Linked DNA regions of Mus musculus: region 2 is linked to region 1. Evidence: chromatin loops called from intact Hi-C (ENCODE). Cell type or tissue: heart. All regions are shown on one strand.

Region 1 (4,000 bases):
TAGAGACAGGAGATGCATTCCAGAAAGATAAATAGATAAGTAAGAAGGTGCTTTTTTTGTAGAGAGACTTCCTCCAGTTCAAATCCAGTTTATGGTTTCTTCCCTCACCTTCCCATTCTATATTCGACAACTTCCCTCCACAGTGACAACCCTGCTTCCTAAAAATATTCAATCTTTCACTCTAGCCTGTAATTGCCCTAAACATTTTCAGAATTATGACTCCAATACTATTCCCCAATCAATACCTTATAAGAACATTCAAGCCAGGCATGGTGTCACAGGCCTTTAATCCTGATGCTGAGAGGCAGAGGCAGGTAAATCTCTGAGCTCCAGGCCAGCCTGATCTACAGAGTTCCAGGTCAGCCAGGGCCACGTGGAGAAACCCTGTCTTGAAAACAAAACTAAACACCCAAACCCCAAACATTCGGAATGCTGTATTTCTATTTGTTCTGAGCACAGACTTCACAAAGGGCAGGACGTCAGAGTACTGTGTTCTCAAACTATATGTTACTGCTCTTCTCCTGGGTGGTTTCATAATCGATCTCGCATACAATTATATCCCTTGTGTTTTATTTTCACTTAGTTTTATGGTCTTCTTATTTTCTTTTGCATCTTTTACATTTTAAATAATTTAGAACATGGGGGATGAAGGGATGACTCAGCAGTTAACAGCTCTTGTTGAGGATGTGAGTTCAGTTCCCAGCACCCATGTCCAGTGGCTCACCACTGCCTGTAACTGCAGACGTCAGGGTTGGGGAATCCTATGCATCTGGCTTCCATGGACGTGGGCTATCACATGCTAAAATCTGCACACAGACTTAGGCATGCATACTAAATTTAAAAAGAAATCATAAAATGAATATTTTTAAGTCCATAAGAGAATAATTTCAAATATGGGAGACTTTTATATTTTATGTAAATTTAAAGATGTCCTCACTAGCCTTCCTTACAGCCTCAGTCCTTCTTCCCAACTGGGTCCCTACCAATCCCTACATGCCACCAAGGTCCCTACCAATCCCTACATGCCACCAAGGTCCCTACCAATCCCTACATGCAACCAACTTCACAGGGTTTTTGTTTATTTAAGTTTTTTTTTAACTAGCTTATAATTATTGTACAAAGAAGTAGGTCATATAGAGACATTTGGAGTTCTAGTTTATTTTTCCTGTATATCTTTTATTTGTATGAAATTAGTGTGCTACATCTGCTCTTTATTCCATTTTCCTCCATTTACTGCACCTTACAAGTACTGTATCATCTGTCCCTTCCAGCTGTGGGGCTCTTCATTATGGGAACATGGCATCATTTACTTCAATTAGACCAAGCACCTAGGTTGCTTGCAACATTTTGTTGTGACAAATGGCGACCTTGAAGACCTCTTACTTTGTGGACACACACTTGCAAGGTAAGTTCCTTGAGTTAGGATTGCTGGGTTCAAAGGTAAACACACGATGGTTTTACTAAATATTTCCAAATTCTTTCTGCGGAGATTGTACCTTTTTTCTTTTCCACTCACGAAGAGGTTTCTCTACAGTGCTCATTGTCAAACTTCCGACCCTGCCTCAGTCTCCTCTGGTGAGACTGTGTATCACCATACCCTACAAACAGTCTCCCTTTGTTAGGCACAACAATAAGGTGTATTTTTTTAACCTGCTGAAGAGGCGATGTGTGGAGCCGGCCCAACCGGCATAGTTGGTTTTTCATCTCATTTCCTTTTCGGAGGAAGTGAGCCTAGACTGGGGAGCTTAGCGCTGATTAGAAAGGATGTCACCCCTGTAATCTGGACCAACAGGTGTACAAAATGCCCCTGATTCACACACAGAGTTTGAGTCATGAACTTCCCCCACGCCCAGGATATAAATAAATCCACCCAAGTGTCCCCTGACGTTTGTATGGTTTCATGTTTCACATCAGGACTCCTGGTCCATTAGGACGTTATCCTGGTGAACGGCAAGACCTATGGACCCAGATTTCTAGGCAAGGTGACCCCATGGAACTGTGGGGGGGGGGGTGGGAATGAGTGTCAATCCTTACGGTGCAGGCCACTAGGTGGCGGTCCTTCAGGTTCGTTTCTGCAGAAGTTTGGCAAGAAATCTAAGTCTTCAAAGATAAAGGAAATGACTCTAGGTGTAACTGACCGAGAGGACGTCCTTCTGGAACATTCCCCTCATCGTCATAGCCTTAGATTCTGGAGGGAAGCTCCGTGTTTCTCTCCCCACACTGGAAAGTGTTTGCCCCGATACCTTCATTCCCACCAGAGGTCCACAAGGGCCACAGTGTGTGTGTACACTGCCCTGCAGGGATGTCACCAGGCCCAGGGCTAAATATGGCATAGAGATGATAAAAAGGAATAACTATGCTGACTGCCCTGACCTGAAATTCTGAGGAGGCTGGAGCTGGGAATGACAAAATGTAGGCTTCCATTCCAGGGTAGCTACCAGCTGGCCGAGTTACTGCAGGCACCTGCTTAGCCACCTGCCCTTTAGTTTCCCCATAAATAAAATGGGGCAACATCTGCCTGGCCTGAGTGCAAAGCATGTAGAAGAGATAAGATGATCCATGTGTTGCAAAGTAAGAGGCACTGTGCAAACGTGTTTTCCCATCATTATATTATGTTTTGTCCTGTATAGGTGTGTCTCTCTTGAATATGGAAGATATATATGGAATATATATATGGAATATATATATGGAATATATCTGTGGAATATATATATATATATATATATATATGGAATATATCTGTGGAACATATATGTGGAATATATCTGTGGAACATATATGTGGAATATACATATAAATAAATATATGGAATATATATATATATGCTGACTAAAGGGTGATTCCTGTTTATAAGGCCAATTTTGCACCTCTCTCCTGTTATGAAAAACAAACCCATCCGGGCGTGGTGGCATATGCCTTTAATCCCAGCACTTGGGAGGCAGAGGCAGGCGGATTTCTGAGTTTGAGGCCAGCCTGGTCTACAAAGTGAGTTCCAGGACAGCCAGGGCTATACAGAGAAACCCTGTCTTGAAAAACAAAAAACAAATTAAAAACAAAACAAAACAAAACAAAACAAAACAAAACAAAACAGAAATATCCTTCCTGGTCACAGATTTCCACAGCCCTCCTCATTTTCCAAGAGTGGTTATCAGCATGGAAAAATTAACTTTTTTAATATTGTTGTAATGATTTGTATATTCTTGGACCAGGGAGTGGCACCATTTGGAGGTGTGGCCTTGTTGGAATAGGTGTGACCTGGTTGGAGTAGGTGTGTCACTGTGGGTGTGGGCTTAAGACTCTTACTTCAGTTGCCTGGAAGTCAGTCTTCCACTAGCAGCCTTTGGATGAAGACGTAGAACTCTCAGCTCTGCCCGCGCCATGACAGCCTGGATGCTGCCATGCTCCCACCTTGATGATAATGGACTGAACCTCTGAACCTGTAAGCCAGCCCCAATTAAATGTTGTTTTTTATAAGACTTGCCTTGGTCATGATGTCGGTTCACAGCAGTAAAACCCTAAGACAGTTGTCTAACTTGGTTTTTGCCCACAGAGCCTGGGCCCCTCCCATCTGAATGGAAATAGCCTTTGAACCATGATAGTAGTTCCAGAGTCCACAGCCATGTCTCATGCAAAGTAAGAGCCCATCTCATGCTTAGGAACTGATGCACATAGTGTGGATGGATCTATATGTTAGAGATGCCACACTAGGTTCCTTGGCTCCTCTTTTCCTTGGTGCCTGTGTTTTCAAATGTGTTCTACTAAAACTTTGTCTCCCACCTGTCCCTCTCTCTGTTCCCTGTCATCTTTGGGCTGCTGCTTGAATATCATGCTAGGAACAGTACAACACCTTGCTCCCTGCAACCAGCCCTTCCCAACACTCAGATTTACCTTGCTCCAGCCTGCAACCTGCCTCACTCATGCTCACTTCCTTTTCCTGGGACAGCTGCGTCCCTCTTGTGTCTTCTCCTGCTGTTCTTGAAATTAACACCTTTCTCATGGT
Region 2 (4,000 bases), 56 kb after region 1:
ATAGCCAATTATTAAAAGGTGATTACTTCCTGTGAGGGATGATATTTAAGCCTGGCATCTGTCTTGGAAGGTCTATTTCATTTTAAGTAGAATTAATAGTGAATATTTGAAACAGTTTATAAATCAATTTTATATTCACACACTCTCATATGATTTGTAGGGTAAGCCCTGGGCCCGGAACACTGATTCTTTCATCATGAAAAAAGAGAATTGTGAAATGGTTTGCCCAAAGTCCAAAAGCAGAGGCCATTATTGTTGTCATGATGATTATCATATTAATCCCTTGACACATGCCTCTCTGCTTTTTCTGCTCCTCCATGCTGTGCCTCACATGCTGTGCAAACTCCATCCCCTCCTCCCTCCCCCCTGTATTCCCCTCACGGACACCAGCAGTTCCCCCTCTGCCCTGAGCCAGGGAGAGGACTCCTTGTCTGTCTCTCACCAGTGTGGATGAGGGCTAGGAGCCTGACTTTGCCATCTGGCCCACTTTCAGGTTTTCATGGGGCCAGGCCTAGGTACAACTAGAGCCCGTTTTATATTTCATGTTTTTCTGGTTTCAAAAGAGAAAGAAAGAAAGAGAGAGAGAGAGAGAGAGAGAGAGAGAGAGAGAGAGAGAGAGAGAGAGGCAAGAAACCCTCTGCAGCAGGAATATTGTTCCAGGCAGGGTGTTTCCTGTCAGTTGCTCCAGTGGGAGGATCTGCCTTTAGGGCATTTCTGCTGGTAACCACAATCTGCAATCCTTCTGACAGGTTTTAAAGTCCTAACACAGCCAGTACTTCATGGGGAGTGTCTGACTCTTGACTAGTAGATAAGGCTGGAGATACAGTACAGACTTTATTCTTTTTTGTTGCTATTTTGTTTTTGTTTTTTGTTTTTTCCAGACAGGGTTTCTCTGTGTAGCCCTGGATGTCCTGGAACTCACTTTGTAGCCCAAGCTGGCCTCAAACTCAGAAATCTGCCTGCCTCTGCCTCCCAAGTGCTTTATTCTTAATGGTGGGAGGCACCCACATCTGCTCCTGCCGAGGAGTGCTGTTTGTTTGGATGCTGGAGAGAGAGAGGTGACGACCAGCACAGACCCGGCCTGACGCCTGATGTGTTGTGTTTGGTGTTGGGGTCCAACAGGTTGAACCTCTGCTGATTATCTGCCATCCTCTCTCATACTGGGTCTTTGCCAGGATTTCTTCTGGAAAAAAGCAAAAGAAACACATTCAAAAGTCTAGGTATCAAAACCGGGCAGTGGTCTGTCTTTGCCTTTAACCCAAGCACTTGGGAGGAAGAGGCAGCCTGATTTCTGAGTTTGAGGACAGCCTGGTCTACATTGTGGGTGAGCCCCAGGACAGCCAGGGCCACATAGAGAGACCTTGTTTCCAAGTCCACCACCCCACCCCCCAAAAAAGGTCAAGGTAATAGAAGTTTACTAAATCGGAGGCACAGGGTTATATGAATGGGGAGGGTTTTCTTCACACACACACACACACACACATACCCCGCTTAAAGAAAAACAAAACCAACCCCCAAATAAAACCGCTCACTCCTCTAGGGCTGGACAATATCCATGTTGCACATCTGCATCAATCTTGTGATGGACAAAGACCTGATATTTGGAAGCTCAGGTATCAGAGAGCAACGCCAGGGGAACCCAGAGATATTCAGCCACCTGAATGTAGACCAGTGGTACCTTCCTGTTGGGTATCCCTGATGGGGCACCTAACCAGGCAGCTCCCATGCCTTCAGGAGAAGGCCCGACTTTGAAAGTCTCACATTAGCAGTAAGAACATTCTTTCCCACAGAAACTTTGAGACATCTGGGGAGAGAGGCAAACAGAAAGAAGGGTGGAGGCAGGGAGACCTCTTCTCATGGACTAAGCCAAGGGTGCAAGAGCCGCATATCCCTGCCAGAGGAAGGCAGGCAGATGGCCAAGAAGCACTGACTAAGAACTAGGCAGTGGGGGCAGGCCCTTCCCCCTGCCCTTCCCCCTGCACAGCCACAGGCCTCGGAGTGCTGGTGTGGAAGGGGGAGTCCACCAGTTGCCTAAGTAACCAGGGATGTCTGGAGGGGGGGTGGGCAGAGTACCTCTGAGCTCCGTGTTTGCTTATTATTTCTCAACTGCACAGTGAGCATTTGGGGGGTCTGAAGGGATCGTGGGGGGTTGAGACTCTTAGGAGTTCCCCCTCCCACTCTACCCCACCCCAGCGGAGTCTTGGCCTTCCTGTGACCAGGAATAGATTACATCACACACCAGCAGCTGTGTGCCTCTCAAGCGCCTTAGGGCGCGCGCGCGAACACACACACACACACACACACACACACACACACACACACACACACACACAAATCATATTTGTTCTTGTCCCCTTTCAGCATAGACGTGACTTAAATTTTTCAATTGTCCTCTGCTGTACGGAAAGCGCGCATGTTCTCTTCCCAAAGTCTCTGCAACGCAGTTCCTGGGGCGACAGGGTCCTGCAATAGTTGTTTTCCTCTCTCTCACTCTGAAGCTTCATGGCACTTATATGTCAACTCCCAGAGCCTGGGAGGCCAGGTCCTCGGGCAGCAGCGAGAAGGTGACTTTATGCCTATCTACAAGCTGTGTACAGTCCCTATGTACAGAAGGGGAGGGGGGCTTAGCGCCTGCTTCACCACTTGGCACCTCCTCTGTTTTCAACCCCTTTCCTTCCTCCACCTAGCTGCGTTCCCCAGGCGCCTGACTCTATTTCCTGGCTCCCAGATATCTTTCGTGTGAGAACAGACAGAGGAATCTCCTGGGGTGCGTTTGGAAGGAAGGGAGTAAGCTGGGGTTTGGATAGCTTCCACTAGCAGAATCTACAGCGGTGGTTCTTAACCCGGCCGTACAATAGAATCATCTGGGAAGTGTTCAGAAAAATTTTTTAAAAAATTAAAAATTATTATTATTATTTTTAAATTGCACCGCTCGGCCCAGGCTCGGGGATTTCTGTTTAACAGGCCGGAACAAAGGTTTGTTTTTGTTTGAAAAGAGTTTTTCCTCTCTCAAAGGTATTTTCAAAAAACAATTCCCTGATGTCTCTGAGATGCCAACCACTGACTTCAAGGTGGGCAGAAGCATGGCAAAGACCCTGTGAGCCACACCGACACCCCGAGTGTGGTTTATCTGGTGGAAGCCTCTCAGGGCCAGGCAAGCAGCTGTGCTGGTCGGTGGAGCCCACTCTCTTGTGTGCCAGATGTGCCCTCTAACTGGCTTTGAACTTAGGGGAGGTGGTTCTGGGTGACAGGAATCCAGTTGTGAGGCACCAATAGAGGAAGTTAGCCACAGAGAAATATGACTTCAGCGCCCTGGCGGCGTGGGGCGGGGTGAGAGAAGGGAGATGGTTGGTTGTTTTTCTGCACATCTAAAATAAAATTCAAGAGGAGGGGTAGCGCTGAGGCCAAAGAAGGGAAGAAACGGGAAGTAAAACTGCAGATAGAATTGTGAGCAAAAAGGAGAGGATCCAGAAGGACGCACAGCCCCCCCCCCCGCGGCCCCCCCCCCCCCGCTTCCTCTCTCCCCTCCCCACACACCTGTTTCTTTGAAAGCTTTAGTGGGTTGGCTTTTAACTGAATCAATTACAAGTAGCCCTCCCTAGAAATGTGTCCCAAATCTCTGAGTGGCTCTAACTCTGGCAGCTGCTTTGGGACCGTTATTTCCGTGTCCCAGAAGAAGGGTATTTTAGGGATGAGGCCTTACCAGAAATATGAAGCCAGGGGAAAATAAAAAAAAAAAATGTTACAGAATTTCCAAAAATATTTTGATAGCCATGCAAGACTTTGGAGAGGCTTGAAGAAAACTCAGAGTGTGCTCAGTTAATGGGTGTCAAGTGGACTGACTCTTGTATTTCGGGTTATAGATTAGGGAGGCTTCCTGTGTTATGATACGCACAGAGCTGATACACACGTGACTGTACTGCACCTGCTTGTGTGTGAATTCCTATGAATGTGTGCATTTGTTTGTTTGCGACCTGTAATTTTAGTTCGTGTCATGGTT

Evidence for each region. Peaks named below come from ENCODE experiments on the same cell type or tissue, not always from the same donor. Only the 100,000 strongest peaks of a DNase experiment are listed, where the experiment ranks them.
Region 2: it touches region 1 in a loop (3-fold over the local background); 6 of 42 quality-filtered maps call a loop at or near these places.

The regions. Positions count from the first base shown.
Region 1 is chr2:73,058,139-73,062,138 of GRCm38, reverse strand. No RefSeq gene overlaps it. Among named protein-coding and RNA genes, the nearest start is that of Gm39850, 51 kb to the right of the region's middle. In heart, a CTCF peak has its summit at 2,070 (motif pointing right); a DNase peak (open chromatin) is centred at 1,928; H3K27ac peaks cover 595 bases.
Region 2 is chr2:73,002,547-73,006,546 of GRCm38, reverse strand. No RefSeq gene overlaps it. Among named protein-coding and RNA genes, the nearest start is that of Gm39850, 4.4 kb to the left of the region's middle. In heart, no CTCF peak of the experiment used is centred here; DNase peaks (open chromatin) are centred at 406, 1,906, 2,706 and 3,276; H3K4me3 peaks cover 1,436 bases; H3K27ac peaks cover 2,570 bases.